2 separate regions of the Homo sapiens genome follow, and region 2 is linked to region 1. The links are chromatin loops, found by intact Hi-C in ENCODE. Cell type or tissue: mucosa of descending colon. All regions are shown on one strand. Each heading gives the region's core, and the rest is flanking DNA. Links, peaks and the distances in the headings are about the cores only.

The links. A loop is a pair of places that touch in the nucleus more often than their neighbours do. Peaks named below come from ENCODE experiments on the same cell type or tissue, not always from the same donor. Only the 100,000 strongest peaks of a DNase experiment are listed, where the experiment ranks them.
Region 2: a loop joins it to region 1, with 3 times the contacts of the local background. A loop is called at or near these places in 23 of 110 quality-filtered maps.

The regions. Positions count from the first base shown.
Region 1 is chr2:227,879,625-227,888,110 of GRCh38, reverse strand. It overlaps DAW1 (dynein assembly factor with WD repeats 1), which reads right to left. Exons shown (of 13, transcript NM_178821.3): 2 at 2,688-2,760. Among named protein-coding and RNA genes, the nearest start is that of DAW1, 12 kb to the right of the region's middle. In mucosa of descending colon, for the core only: a CTCF peak has its summit at 3,501 (motif pointing right); a DNase peak (open chromatin) is centred at 3,470.
Region 2 is chr2:227,661,448-227,668,602 of GRCh38, reverse strand. SCYGR5 (small cysteine and glycine repeat containing 5) reads right to left here and starts at 1,799. Exons shown (of 1, transcript NM_001395406.1): 1 at 1,542-1,799. The coding sequence starts at 1,799. The coding sequence ends at 1,542. RefSeq lists enhancers at 1,150-1,650, 1,651-2,151. In mucosa of descending colon, for the core only: no CTCF peak of the experiment used is centred there; no DNase peak of the experiment used is centred there.

The DNA.
Region 1 (8,486 bases), core at 1,409-6,408:
TTTGAACAAAAATGAACCAGGAACCATCCATAATAATAACTTGGATAAACCCTGAGATATTTCATTGTCAAAAAGATAATTAATTTCATAACAATTAAAAGGGTAAAAATGCCCCTTTGAAACGTTTTCAACAACTTATATAAAAACAGATTTCCTCGCAAGATCCAAATTAACCAGATAATCTACACGCTCCAACCCTGTAGGATTTTCATGCAATAATTCCAGCATGTCATCTATGGTGCCAGTGTTTTTACAGGCACAATACTTCCAGATTCTTGCACAAAACTAGAAATAAAATTCACACTTTTTTGAGACATTTATTTACTTTCTCATATCACCAAAAGGTCATGTTTATGAGTGGCTATGCCTTATATCTCCTCAGGAAAGCACAGCACGATTGAGTGACTATAGTTAATATGAAGACTTTCAAAGTGTTGAGTGCCTGGATTCACAGCCCACAAGTCCTTTTTGAAATCACCTAATAATTCATACTTCTTAGATATAAAAATCTGTGGTTTTGCAGAATGTCTAGCTGGAGGTTATTCTCTCATATAGAAGCTTATCTGTACCACTTGTGTGATGTTCTATGTTGTACAAGTTGTTTCTCAAACTAGACAAAAAGCCTATCAAGTGTAGGGATTATGAGTAATATCTTTATAGCCTCTTATAGAATCTAACCCAGATTAGATTCTTACATATGTGTTGAAGGTACATATACATAATTGCTGACTAAATAAACAAATGTCTCACAAAGAAACTTCCTGCATGCTAGCATCATCAAACAAATCAATAACATGTTCCATTTACAAAAATCACAGGTTGGGTTTGATATTAGGCCTCATCTTTTCTGAAAATAACAAAGATTGTTGTATTCAATGAAACTATCTGTGCCACTGTTCATTCTTTGATTTTAAAAAAATATCAATTGACTACCTTCTTTGTGCCAAGCACCCGAAATAAGACTTGGACCCTACATAGACCATCATCCTCTGAGCCATGCCCCAGCCCCACCCTAGACACGTGCTCCCAGAAACATCAAACCTCTCAAGTGGCAGCAACTCCAGGATTAAGAGAGCCCCTCTCTCATCAGTTACGGTGTCAAGTGGACTCATTATAAAACTAGAGAGCAGCCCATATAAGAAAGCTCCTTTTGCTTACGGTCTCAGGCCACAAACCTAAAACACAACATTTTTGTTTTGTTTCTTTTGTGATTTTCACCCATTGAGATTATTTTCACCTTATCTGAACTTAGGCTCTCACAGGATAATCACTAGTCTGACTCTCTCTTGAAGTAGGATGTTTGTTTGTTTGTTTGTTTGTTTACAAAGACAGAGTCTTGCTATTTTGTGTTGCCCGGGCTGGTCTCAAACTCCTAGCCTGAAGTGATCCTCCTGCCTCGATCTCCCAAGATGCTGGGATTACAGGTGTGAGCCACCACACTTGGCCTTGGCCTTGAAGTGGAGTTTTGTATGAGATTTCTTTTCTTTTTTTTTAAAGACAGAGTCTCACTTTGTCACCCATGTTGGAGTACAGCACCGCGATCTCAGCTCACTGCAACCTCTGCCTCCTGGGTTCAAGCAATTCTCCTCCCTTAGCCTCCTGAATAGCTGGGACTACAGGCATGCACCACCATGCCTGGCTAATTTTTGTATTTTTAGTAGAGACGGAGTTTCCTCATATTGGCCAGGCTGCTCTCGAACTCCTGACCTCAAGTGACCCTGCTGCCTCGGCCTCCTAAAGTGCTGAAATTACAAGTGTGAGCAACCACGCCCAGCTATTTGCATTAGATTTACTAAAGAGAATGAACTCTGGGTGTTATTACATCACAAGAGGTTTCCTCTGGGCTAATACCAAGCTTCAGTAATAGAGATTAGGTCTCCCTTTTCTGCCCCATGACAATTAATGAGGAGGAACATATGCAGTCAGCCCTATGAAGTATTTAATAAGAAAATAACAGGCTCAGTAATATTCTTAAAACTCAGTAACAAGTACTTCTCAAAAATGTAAAGGTCACTGGTTGGGCACAGAGAATCGCTTGAACTCAGGAGGCGGAGGATGCAATGAGCCGAGATCGAGCCACTGCACTCCAGACTGGGCAACAAGAGTGAAACTCTGTCTCAAAAAAAAAAAAAAAAGGAAAGAAAAAGAAAGAAATTAAGGTCAGCAAAAATAAGGGAAGTCTGAGAAACGGTCGCAGCTTAAGGAAGCTTAAGGACACATGATGGCTAAATGTCATGTAGGATTCTGGATGGAATCCTGGAACAGAAGAAAGGAATTAGGGAAAAACTAAGAAAAACTGAATAAAGTGGGCCTTAGCTAATAATTATGTATCATACTGGTTCATTAATCCTAATAAATGTACACCGCTAATCTGAGATGTTAACATCAGGGGAATCGGGGTGTGGAAACTCTACCTTCACGGCCTTTCTAAAATCATAAACTAAAAGGTTTATTTTTTTAAGACCTTAGAAAAAAAAGAAAAGAGTGATAACCCTTTTCCCACTTCCTCTTCATTCAGCAAGACCCTCAGATACAACTCCCTGAAACAAACAGAAACTAACACACCACAGAAGAACAATTTTTAAAACATAATGTATTATCTGCAGTTTATGCAGCTCATCCACACATCACTCTGTGTCAAGGCTTCCCAGTGAACATTTATTTGTTGAATCCTACAGCTTACTTACCTGGGACCAAGATCAAGCAAATCTATGGACTTAGTCTTTAATTCTCCATGTTTTTCATATTCCAACATAATTCCTATAGAAATAAACAAACATGTTATAAAACACTTACGATAACCACCTATGTCAAAAGTTAACCTACCTTGCCACAGTTTTTTCCATTTTTATTTTTAAAATTTTTAATTTTTTAACAAAAAATAAGCAGTGATATCTAGTTCCAAAACAAGATCATGTAGACAAACTTTTCCCTGGTCCTTCCCTCTAAATATAACTAAATACCCTTGAAATTGTCCAATAGACAATGAAAAAATAATAGAAAGTTGGATGGAAGAAGGTAGACTGGCTATAGGTTTCAGGGCTTGAGGAACGACTACATGGTGAGATTCCCGGATTTTCTTTTTATCACCGCATTCCACACCCCAAAACTAGGACAAGAGGGCCCTATTCCCTGACCCACAAATGGGGCCCCTGCAAGCAGTCTGATCCCCCAGTGGAAGCTTGGGGCTGTTCCAGTTCCCAGTGCACATTCTGGGCCCCAGCAGGCAGTTGGATCTGGCTGCAGCCCCATCAACAAAGTCCTGGGACCTCCCAGACCCCACTCCACAGCCAGGCCATTGGTGGACAGTCCTATCCACTTGCAAAAGGGGCAACGGTGACATCCAGGGATGTCTCAGACCTCATTCCACAACCAGGCACTGAGGCAGCCTCAGCAAAGCCCTGCGTTTCCCTGCCTTCCAGCCAGCAGCATAATCAGGCCGGGAAGTGACCAGGAAGGCCACTCAGTGACAGCAGGCCTACTAGGGAAGTACCTTCTGCGCCCTGCAGGTGGCGCCAGCAGTGACTGAGCAGGAGCCTTAGCAGTACCCGAAAAAACAAAGGACAGTAACATTGCAAGAGCCTAGGAAACTACAGACACCATTGTAACCAACGCCCGCAAAAGTAGCCCAAGAGCACATATGACAAATCTAAGCAGATTTCGCCAAATTAGAAGGTTTAGATAGGATCAAGGATCCCCGTAATAATCAAAACGTCTAGGATACAATTTTTTAAAAATCACCTATTATACCAAGGACAATCAACAAACACCAATACCAAGATGAATCAGAGGTTGGAATCATCTGACAAGGACTTTAAAGAAGATATTATAAAAATCCTTCAATAATCATTTACAATTTCACTTGAAACAAATGAAAAAATGGAAAATCCCAGAAAATATTTATTAAACCAAATGAGGATTATAGAATTGAAAAATATGATAATGAAAATAAAAAACTTGCTAAGCGAGTTCAAAAGTAGAGATGACAGAGAATAGAATCTGTGAACTTGAAGATGGATCCATAGAATATATTCCATCCGAACAGCCCAGCGCTAATAAAAACTGGACAGAGCCTCCTAACCACCTTACTCTACTGCCTCTGCCTGTGGATATAAACTAGTACATCTCAAAAATTTGGCTTCAGGATCACCTTACACTCTTAAAAATTATTTAGGACACCAAAGAGTTTTTGGTTTTTTTCCATATTAAAAACTAAAATTGAGAAATTTTTTAAATATTTATTAAGTTGTTTTAAAACAACAGTAATTCATAGCATGTTATTTTTATAAAGTTTTTGTAAAAATAACTATATTTTCTTGCCCCTAAAAAGAGTAAGAAGAGTAGCACTGTTTTATACTTTAACAAATCTCTAATATCTGGCTTAAGACAATGGATTCTCATCTCTGCTTCTGCATTCAAGCTTCTGCTAAATGTTTTAGACAAAGTATAAGAAAAGAATGTAGTCAGACACTGATACATAGTTGAAAAATGAAGGAGTATTATAATTGCCTTTTTATATCATTGTGAACATTTTTTGATATTAAAACTCAACAAATGGTAACTTCTTAAAATTAGTTGCAATATAGAATCTGAAACCATATTAGTGAATTTTCCATATACTTGCATTAAACCTCATTGGTCTATTTCACACTTTTGATGGATCTTTTATTCATGCATGGTCCATGCATAATCATGCACTGGACATTTGAAAAATACTGATCTACTAAGTTATGCATATATTGTAACTGTTGACATATTTCATCACACAATATCAGAAAGTAACATTTACCATTTTCACTACCAATTTTTATCATAAGAAAACTCTTACTGTTGGTAAGCTGTCAAGATTATGGTGGTAAACAAAAGTTTTCTGAACTTATACTTTTTGCTTGAAAGCTAAAATACATCACTAGCAAGAAATGCTGGTATTTTTGCTTGAAAGTTGTGGGCTCACATTCTTCATTTTCAAGAAAATGTCTGCCAAAATGTCTGAGTCTGAAAACCATGTTGTTTCTCAGTCACTCTTTCAAGTAAAAATGCTTTTCCATGAAAAAAAGTTGGTTCATCTCGTAATTCAAGCAACCACCTATATTTTCCTTAAGACAACTGTATTAGTTTGTTTTTATATTGCTATAAAGAACTGCCCAAGACTGGGTAATTTATAAAAGAAAGAGGTTTAATTGACTCACAGTTCCTCATGGCTGGGGAGGCCTCAGGAAACTTACAATCATGGTGGAAGGAAAGGAGGAAGCAAGGCACCTTCTTCACAAGGTGGCAGGAAGAGAATGAATGCAGGAGGAACTACCAAACAATTATAAAACCATCAGATCTTGTGAGAACTCACTCACTATCATGAGAACAGCATGGGGGAACCTCCCCCTGATCCAATTACCTCCACCTGGTCTCTCCCTAGACATGTGGGGATTGTGGGGATTATGGGAATTATAATTCAACATGAGATTTGGGTGAGGACACAAAGCCTAACCATATCAACAACTATCAGACTTCACTGTAGAGCAGAAGTGCTTTCTTAGTACTTCCTATTTCATCACCTGGAATACTCAAAATACATGCACTCCTATGTTAATATTTTGCTACATTAATAATTTTTACTGCTTCATCAAGGAAATCCTCAAGCAAAACTAGGTTGTTCTGTTGGGATTTTTTTGATGTTTTCCTATTGTGAGTGTGTGTCAGTGAAGAATAAATACAGTGACCACTATTAGAGTTTGGTGTCACTGCCTCGATTTGTAGTAAGGCACCAGCAGTTTCACCTTCCACTGCTTCTGCACCATTAGTGACAATGTCAGCACAGTGTAGAAAAGGAAGTAACATCTTATTGTTATTATGAAAAATAAGTTTGACCTTGAGACCCTGCTGAAAGTGTTCAAGGGTTCCCAGGAGTCCTCTACAGTTTGAGAATCACTGCTATAGACCATAGTTTGATATAACAGATATAATTCTAGCAGTATTTCAGATCAAGGGAAAATAGGAAATGTTGCCAAAACACTCTATTTACTTTTCAAAAGCACTGAGCCATTGAGAAAGAATGTGGCAGAGGCCAAGTGCAGTGGCTCACGCCTGTAATCCCACCACTTTGGGAGGCCAAGGCAGGTGGATCACTTGAGGTCAGGAGTTTGAGATCAGCCTGGCCAACATGCTGAAACACCGTCTCTAATAAAAATACAGAAATTAGCTGGCATGACGGCAGGCACCTGTAATCCAAGCTACTTGGGAGGCTGAGGAAGGAGAATCGCTTGAACCCAGGAGGTGGAGGTTCCAGTGAGACAAGATTGCACCACTGCACTCCAGCCTGGGCGACAGAGTGAAACTCTATCTCAAAAAAAAAAAAAAAAAAAAAAAAAAAGAATGTGGCAGAGTTAAAAAGTGTATACTTGGCATCAGATAGATCCTCAACCCCTTATTTATGTCACGATCTGGCAAATGTCAATTTTCTCATCTATGAACCTATAAGTTTGCTGGTTGAGATTAAATAAGATGTATATGAAGAACCTGGCATAAAGTCTCAATGAACAGTGCTTATTTTCTAGCTATTAATCAAATGATACCTTGTGGCATATGCTACATGGTCACCTTGTATTACTTAAATTGCATTTATGCCTTCTCTTTCCAGTGAGATTGTAACATCTTTGAAGAAGGAAACATATCCATGCTATATGCTTCCCTATATTCCCAAAAAGACCCTTCTCAGGGCAAGTCATGATTTAAGCACAGCAGGCCTGTGATTTGTGTTCAGGTTCAAGTACGAGCAACACATTCAGATCCCTCTCTGAATTCCATTTCTCTATCAGCAGTGCCTGCCGTTACCTAGTATCTTCATGATCTTTCAAAATGCTCTAGCAGTGCTTGCTGAATACATGAACTAATTGGTAGATGATGGGAAGACTGTCCTCAAATTGCTTAATGCATTGGACATTCTCTGTCCTTACAGCACGTGGCCTTTCAGAAATAATCAATACTATAAACAATATGTCCTCCTTCCTCAAATATACCCTCTTTGGGCTTTTTATAAAATCTCTTCTTTCTCTTTTTCCAATCACTTTGTTATTTTTTATTCTCCTTTGTCCTCTTTTGCCTGACCTTTAAACACTAAGCATCTTTAAACTTCAGGTCTACAGATTCTTCTCGTCTCACCTTACATTAAATTCATCGGTACCATGTCTTTAATTACCATCAACATGCTAAGTATTAATTGCAAATCTCCAGTCTATATCTCCTCTGAGTTCCAGATACATAGATGTCTCCCTATCACCTCAAAGAGTTCAGGATCTTCTCCTTCAACACTGCTTCTCCTCTGGAGTTTCCTGCTCAGTGTTGGACATCACTACCCACTCAGCTGCACAGCTATGATCTCTCAGAGGGAATTTTTCTCAACCCTGTCTTGCTGCGCGGATGTGCTGAAACCTAAACAGGTAATCTAAGCAGCTGTTGCGTAATGAACTGCAAGATTTTAGAACAGAAAAGTAATTAAAAATGCTTTTAGTGACTCAAGAAACTGCCCAGAACACTACAGCACAGCAAGCAAATGCTAGTTAGAGGATAGTTTGGCATAATTTTGTTTTGTTGTTTTCCCCCCAAGAAGTAGTTCTTTTGTACTAAAGACCTGAAACCAAACTCTAGGATCAAAAGCAAACTAAAAAGAAAAAAAGAAAGATTCTGTGGAGAGCCAACCAGTACTTATTTCCCTAGAGTAAAAAAAAAAAAAAAAGACTGTTTGTGTCATATTAAACTTTTCAGCAAAATATGGACATTACAGCATTGTTAAAATATTTTTAAACCTAGCTGTATGCCACATGCTATAAAAAAGATTTAAGGTGCTTACAAAAGATAAATAGAATACAAAAAGCTAAGACTGGAAGAAGATAAGAAAGAGATACTGTATCCATTGAAGATACAGTTAATGGCAAGACCACATTTAATTGCAAAGAAAATTACTGAATATCTAAATATAGAATTAACAAGAAATGTGCAAATCCTAAATGTACTATTGAATATAAAAGAAAATTGTGATAAACGAGGAGACACATTTCTGGATGAGAAAACCCAATGCTGTAAAGATGTCATATTTACGAAGTTAATGTAATTATAATGATTTTACTTTTTGAAATGTGAAAATTTACTCTACCAGACATTACAATGAACTATAAAACAATAAAGTGTGGTTTTGATACAAAATTAGATCAATATAATAAAATCATCTATGCATCAACATTTAAAAATAAAGTGAAGGTAATATTTCAAGTTAATAGAGAAAGAATGTATTGTTCAATAAATGATGTAATACTATTTCAAATTAACAGAGAAAGAATGTATTGTTCAATAAATGATGTAATAATCAGTTGGATTTTTTGAAAAGTTAATAAAATAGATTTCTGCCACATACAATGTACAAAAATATTCCAGCTTGATTACAAATTTTAATATTAAAAATAAAATATAAAATATTCTAGATAATATAATGGATT
Region 2 (7,155 bases), core at 491-5,490, 220 kb after region 1:
AGTCCCAGCTATTTGGGAGGCTGAGGAGGGAGGATCACCTGAGCCCACAAGTTCAAGCCTTCAGTGAGCCGCGATGATGACACTGTACTCCAGCCTGGGTGACAGAGTGAGACCCGGTCTTAAAAATAAATAAATAAAAGAAAAGAAAAATACAGTTAGAAATAAAAAATAAGGTAGAAAAAATATGAGAATGTAGGTTTGCTTTGTAAGAGATAGTAGTTTTGTGGCTCATAGGAATACCCCATGGAGAAACATTTTAAGGGCTTTAGTTTGTACACAGAACAACTCTGAGACAACAACCACAAAAACAAGAGTTCACAGACAAATAACAGAAATAAGGGAATAGAAAAGGCAAGAGAATAACCATCCTTAGAAAAAAACGATAGGCCATTTTTCTAGCTTGTTTAGACCTGCCTTTTGTTTACAGTTCGACATGGACTTATGTGAAATATTTAGATTTGTTTTGAGGAAGTTGCATCTGGAGAGGTGCATGGTTCCTTTTTGACAAGTAAGCTGGGTCTTGGGGTCTTTAGAAGAACAGGGGTACGTGGCAGCAGGTGTGGAAATACCTGAGGGAAGTGCCGATCTCAAGAGATGGAGAAAGGGCAGGTGGCAGGGAGGCCAGGTCCCCAGAGGCCTGGTAGTGGCCTCCCCAGCAGCCCCGTGCTGGCATTGCGGTCCGGTCATGGTGCATCTGTCGCTCAACTTGTTCAAGGAGATAGAAATCTCACTCTCTCTTTTTTTCGTTTTTCTTTTGAGACGGAGTCTCACTCTTTTTGCTCAGGCTGGAGTGCAGTGGTGCTATCTCGACTCACTGCAACCTCTGCCTCCCGGGTTCAATCAATTCTCCTGCCTCAGCCTCCCAATTAGCTGGAACTACAGGCGCGCACTACCACATCTGGCTAATTTTTGTATTTGTAGTAGAGACGGGGTTTCACCATGTTGGCCAGGCTGATCTTGAACTCTTGACCTCAAGTGATCCACCCGCCTCGGCCTCCCAAAGTGCTGGGATTACAGGTGTGAGCCAACGTAAGAAATCTCTTACGTTCCCTCTGTTGACGTGGCAGAATAAATACAGAAGCACTCAGGGTTGTTGACATTGTTTTATTAGGGAAATAAGCAGTAGCTATGTGGTGACTGGAAACAAAACTCATAGAAAAGGTGGGAAATGGTGCCCATGCAGGTGCAGAGAAGTAGAAACACAAAGGTGGAGGCCATCTGAACACCCAGGAAACAGAACGCTTGGGATCATGACCCTCTTGGCTGGGCTCAGCAAGGCGGACTGATCTTTAGGGATGAGTCTGGGGTTGTATTTTGGTAATGGCCATTTCCTATTTGGATTTTTTTTTAATAAAAAGATTTTAAACCACTAGGTTCAAAGAGGGGGTTATAGAGTCCAAAGGAGCAAGTCCCTGGACACCCAGGTGATACCAGATGGGGAGGTCTGGGAGAGAAGCAGGCAGGGGCATGGGGGAAAGTCTCATTACCTGGAGAAAGCAGGACCCCGCACCTCAGTCCAGAAGCAGAGCCAGGCCGGCCGCCTAGCAGCAGCATTGCTTCTGGCAGCAGCCTTTCTGCTGGCAACAGCCCTTCCCACAGCCGCAGCCACATGAGCAGCAGGTGCGGCGGCAGCAGCAGATCACAGGTGTGCTGCAGCAGCCCCCACAGCAGCCGCGGCAGCAGGGGCAGCAGCTGGAGCAGCAGCCCACCCGGTAGCACCTGCAGGTGGTGCAGCTGCCACAGCCACCACCACAGCCGCCACCGCAGCCACCACAACCTCCACAACCACAGCAACCCATGGTGTCAGTAGAGAGGACTCGAGGGAAGTGAGGAGGGAGGACTCAGGATACTGAGGCCCAAAGGGTAGAAGGGTGTTTGCTCAATATCACAGTCATTTCATGGCTTGCACAAATAAGTTAAACCTTTTCCCGTGAAGTATGTCCTATCCCATTTTCTTTCCTCTTTCCACTCTCTCCTCTTCTGGAATCTTAACATTTTTCCCAGGTGTGGAGGTCTGATGCCTTCTCCTGCTGGGGGAGGCCCTTATGTACCATCCTGAGGATGGTGATGGAGTGACCCAGGGCACATGACAAATAGCTACTTCTTTGTTACTATTTATTCCAGTATGCGTAAAGGAATCTAGAGTTCTTTCTCATCTATATCCACTCTGGAAACATTTGGCTTTAAAAAAGAGTTACAGTTTAGAAGAAATTTTTCTAAAATTTTAAAGCTCCTGTTTACATATGAAGAACCAGGCTTCAAAGATTAAAAAAGAAAAAACTCAGAAGGTGTGATATACAAGAAACGGGGATATGAATGCCTTCTGACTCAGTAGGATATGGGGACAAGAAGAGAAAGAAAAATAGAGGTAGAAGAAATATGTGGATGTGTATCTTATCCTCTTCCTGGGATGGCCTGCTCAACTTCAGAGAGTGACCCACAAGGCTCCCCCTGATCCCATGTGGAATGGAAGAGACCCAGAACATTTCCTTGCACAATGGAACAGAGAGGACAGCCGAGGAAGCTGGCTGATGAGGTGCCAAGGTGTCACCATGGCAGGAGTGAAATGATCAAGGAACCAAGGGCCTCAGGGCAGCCAGGCAGGACCATGATCAGTGGAGAATGCAGCCCATCTTCCAGGCTATTGGCAGCACCAGAGAGAACCAGATGGAGACTGTGTTCTCAAGGAAGGACCACAAGGTCTTGACTGGGGCCAGAGAAGAGATTCTACTGTTCTGTGAGCCGCTTAGCTGTATTCCATTATCATATCCACAGATTGTACCCTGTTGTCTTCTGTACCATGGTTTGGCAGATTGACTGGATAGGGAAATGTGTATTACTCAAAGCAAATTATCACCACCTTTGGACACACAGTTGAAAGTACACATCCTTCTGACAGTGAGTAACATGGAAACATCATTCAGTACATATTATATAACCCATACCTGAAGTATTAACTTGCAAAGAAAAAGATAGTGCCATGGACTGATAAAATAGAATTCTAGAAATTACAGATATAACTTGTGTAATTGAAATACATTACGTGGTGTACCGACTAGATTTTCCTTTCAATTTTGAATTCTGTTAGAGTTACCATCTGTTATGGACTGAATTGTGTCCTTCCAAAACTCATATGTGAACGCCCCAACTCCCAACGTGATTGTACTTGGAGACAGGGCCCTTAAGGACATAATTAAAGTCAAGTAAGGTCATAAGGGTGGTGCCCTAGTCCTACAGGACTGGTGTTCCTATAAAAAGAGGAAAGGATTCCAGAGCTCTTTCTATCTGACAGAGAAAAGATCAGGTGAAGACACAGTAAGAAGGCAGCTGTCTACAAGACTGGAAGAGAAGTCTCACCAGAACCGAATCCTGATGGTATCTTGATCTTAGACTTCCAGTTTCCAGAACTTTAAGAAAATCTATTTCTTTTGGTGTTTAAGCCACCCAATCTGTTGTATTTTGTTACAGCAGTGCAAGCTAATATACTGTCTCCCTGGTTTCTCCCACTATGGTCCTAAAGCATAAGCCTTGATTCAGATTACAGGGAAATTTCAAGAAAAAGTGCTAGATCTTTAATCAGTTTCTGAAGATGGACAAGACTTTGTCTGTACCCTCAAGGTATTAAACAAAAAGAAAAAAGTATTACTCTACAGCAGGAGACTATAGGAACACTTGTCTGTTAAAAAGAGATCCTGGTATCTTTCTTGGTGATATGTAAGAGTGAAGTTTCTTTTTTTTGTTTTTGTTTTTGTTTTTTGTTTTTTGTTTTGAGATGGAGTCTCACTCTATTGCCCAGGCTGGCATGCAATGGTGTGATTTCAGCTCACTGCAACCTCTGCCTCCCAGATTCAAGTGATTCTCCTGCCTCAGCCTCCCAAGTAGCTGGGATTACAAGTGTGTACCACCACACCCGGCTCTTTTTTTTTTTTTTTTTTTTTTTTTTTTTTGTATTTTTAGTAGAGACGGGGTTTCACCATGTTGGCCAGGCTGGTCTCGAACTCCTGATCTCAGGTGATTCACCGGCCTCGGCCTCCCAAAGTGCTGAGATTACAGACGTGAGCCTGGCTCAAGGACAGACTTTTGAAGAAATACAATTACTTAGAGAAGGATGAGCATGCACAGTGGTCTAAGGAGAGGACAGAAGGAAAAAGCAGGAAAACAGAAAGGGTTTGGCTGCCCAGGGAGGAGAATGTTTGAAGTGGGAAGAAGTGATCAGTAGTGGCCAATGAAAATGAGACATCAAGTAACAGGCTGTGGAATGTTTTCACTGCAGGTGCAAACATGGAGGTTATTTTTGATCTCAGCAAGAGATGTTTCTATTTAGGAGACAGGATACCTGCAGGTGAGATTTAAAATGAGAGGGAGGAGAGCAGGTAGAGACAGTTAACATAGAAAACTTGCTCAGGAGGTTTGTCTTTGATGAAGGAAGAGAGGTCAGACTGTCATTGAGGAGCGTTGCCGGGTCAAGAGAGGATTTTCTAAAATGGAAGATGTCAAATAAATTTTTAAATAAGGAGAGGCAATTTAAGTAAAAGAAGTGAAATATTTATTTTTTTAAACAAAAAAAAATGTAGTGCAAATGTGCTCAGAGGGGGAAGGAGCAGGAATTCCAGGTCCCGATGAAGGGACTGGCCCTAGTGAGAAGGAATGGCTGCCTCGTGTTACAGAGTGTGACATGGTGAGCGGAGGCAGATGGAGAGTAGTTTGCATGTTGCTGGGAGCTTGAGGGAGATGGCATCTGGTGACTTCCTTTTTCTCTATAAAGTAGGTTATAGTCTCTGGGAATGAAGGCAGAGTAGGGGAATTTGAGGACTGAGAAATACAGACACAGTGTAATATGGCCAAGATGGAGAGTAAGAACTAGCCAGCTGGGCACAGTGGCTCACACCTGTAATCCCAGCACTTTGGGAGGCCGAGGAGGGTAGATCACGAGGTCAGGAGATAGAGACCATCCTGGCTAACACAGTGAAACCTCGTCTCTACTAAAAATACAAAAAATTAGCTGGGTGTGGTGGCACGCACCCATAGTCCCAGCTACTTGGGAGGCTGAGGCAGGAGAATCACTTGAACCCAGGAGGTGGAGGCTGCAGTGAGCCAAGATTGCGCCACTGTACTCCAGCCTGGGTGACAGAATGTGACTCCGTCTCAAAATAATAATAATAACTAGCCAACTAGAGAAACCTCACAGGACTGCCTGATTAAATCCCACTTGAAGCTGGTGATTGTGAGCTTATGATGGAATTATTTTGCTGTATTGTGTGACTTTCTCTAGCAAGCAGATCAAAGATTTTTCCTGGGATTGTTTTTTTTTCATACAAATGTGACTGAAACACAGGGAGGCCATGGAGCTTTGGGCATTGGTGTGATTGCTGTAGAGGAAATAAGGGAAGTGAAGAAAGGACAGGCAGGGAGGTTGAGAGGAGAACAAGGATGTCCCGATAACACTGAAGAATGGTCCCGTGGAAGTAGATGATCGAGTAAGCAAGAAGGCGAGATCCCTGTAGACAGAGCCAGGTGACGCAGTTCCTTACATTGGAGGGAGGACAGGATGTGGCCACAAGAATGGGGAGCTGAGGTAGAGTGGAAAAGGAGTCTAGAAATGAGGGGATTGAGGAACAAAAAAGACAAGATGTATCACATGTGGATACTGAAAAGCTGCAAGATAATGGCAGGACCTAGGATGGAGAATTGATGCCAAAGGGTTTGATGACTGAGGAAGACGGACCAGGAAGTCAGTAGATGTCAGCGCCGAGGAGACAGTGCTCTAGCTGATTGAGTTTCAAATAGATTGACATTTTCATTTTCTCCCAAGGAGTTGGGAATAATTGTCTGGAGGCAGCAATGAGAAGCAAGGACAATATCAGTGACCACATCTAAGTTCCCAAGATCATAGCTAGAAAGTGATGATGCTGACATTTGAGCTCAAGAACCTGAAAAAGAGGCCGGGTGCAGTGGCTGATGCCTGCAATCCCAGTACTTTGGGAGGCTGAGGCAGGTGGGTTGCTTGAGCCCAGGAGTTCGACACCAGCTTGGGAATCATAATGAAACCCTGTCTCTACTACAAAAAATACAAAAATTAGCCAGGCATGGTGGCGTGTGCCTGTAGTCCCAGCTACTTGGGAAGCTGAGGTGGGAAGATTGCTTGAGCTTGAGGAAGTCAAGGCTGCAGTGAGCTGCGAGCTGTGAATGCACCACTGCACTCCAGCCTGTGCAACAGAGTAAGATCCTGTCCCCCCCCAACCCAAAAAAAAATCCTGAAAAGGCAGCATTATTACTCTCCTTGTTAGTTGTGGGGACTGGCTTCCAATCTCCTTTCTCCTTTAAGACCATCTACCTCCATGTCTGTATTTTTTCCTCTTCATCACCTCCTCTCTCTAAGGAGACTGTTATTCTGTTTATTCTGTGAGATTTATTTCTTCTGACTTTCTCCCACCAAATTCAGAGGACAGAAGTGCTAGAGCAGGCAAAGAGACAAGAAAAGGCAGAGGAATTTCAGCATCTCCAGGTCTCTGAAAAGCATGAGAGCATGAGGAAGAAAAGACTGGAATCTCAGTTCCAAGTTCACCCTTGGAGTTGTGCAACAACACGTGGTCAGACGAGATAGAAATATAATGGAAGAAAAAAGAGGGTGGGCTTTCTGGAGCACAGAAAATGGCTGACCCCAGTAAGGCTCCTAAGTGACTCCGCAGATAGTTATTTCATCATTCATTTGCACAGGAAAGACCCAGGAAACCTCAGAAGTATCCCACAAAAAAAGAGCATTTCCCCACTTTCTGTGAAGTCAAACTAGATGGGAAGCAGCCAGTGTCAATTCAACCACTGACAGATTTTTCTCCTTATCAGCATTGCTCTTTATGGGTATAATTCAGTTTCTAACTGTCATTGCCACCTACTCCATGTAAGCAAGAGTTTGGTTGATATAAATTGGAACAGTAATAACTTTACTTTAAGGAAGACAAGAATTCATCTAATGGGTCTCCAAGAAGGGCTATTTCACCTGGGTCCACTTTGTGCAGGGCAGAGCGGGTGGCAGCCAGTGTGGTGTGATCTGGAAGGTCATCCCACTAAAGCTGTCCCCCACTGGGCGCTGGATTCCACCCAAGGCCACTCACTCTCTCCTGATAAGCATCCAACCTTCCTTCAAAGTGACATTAC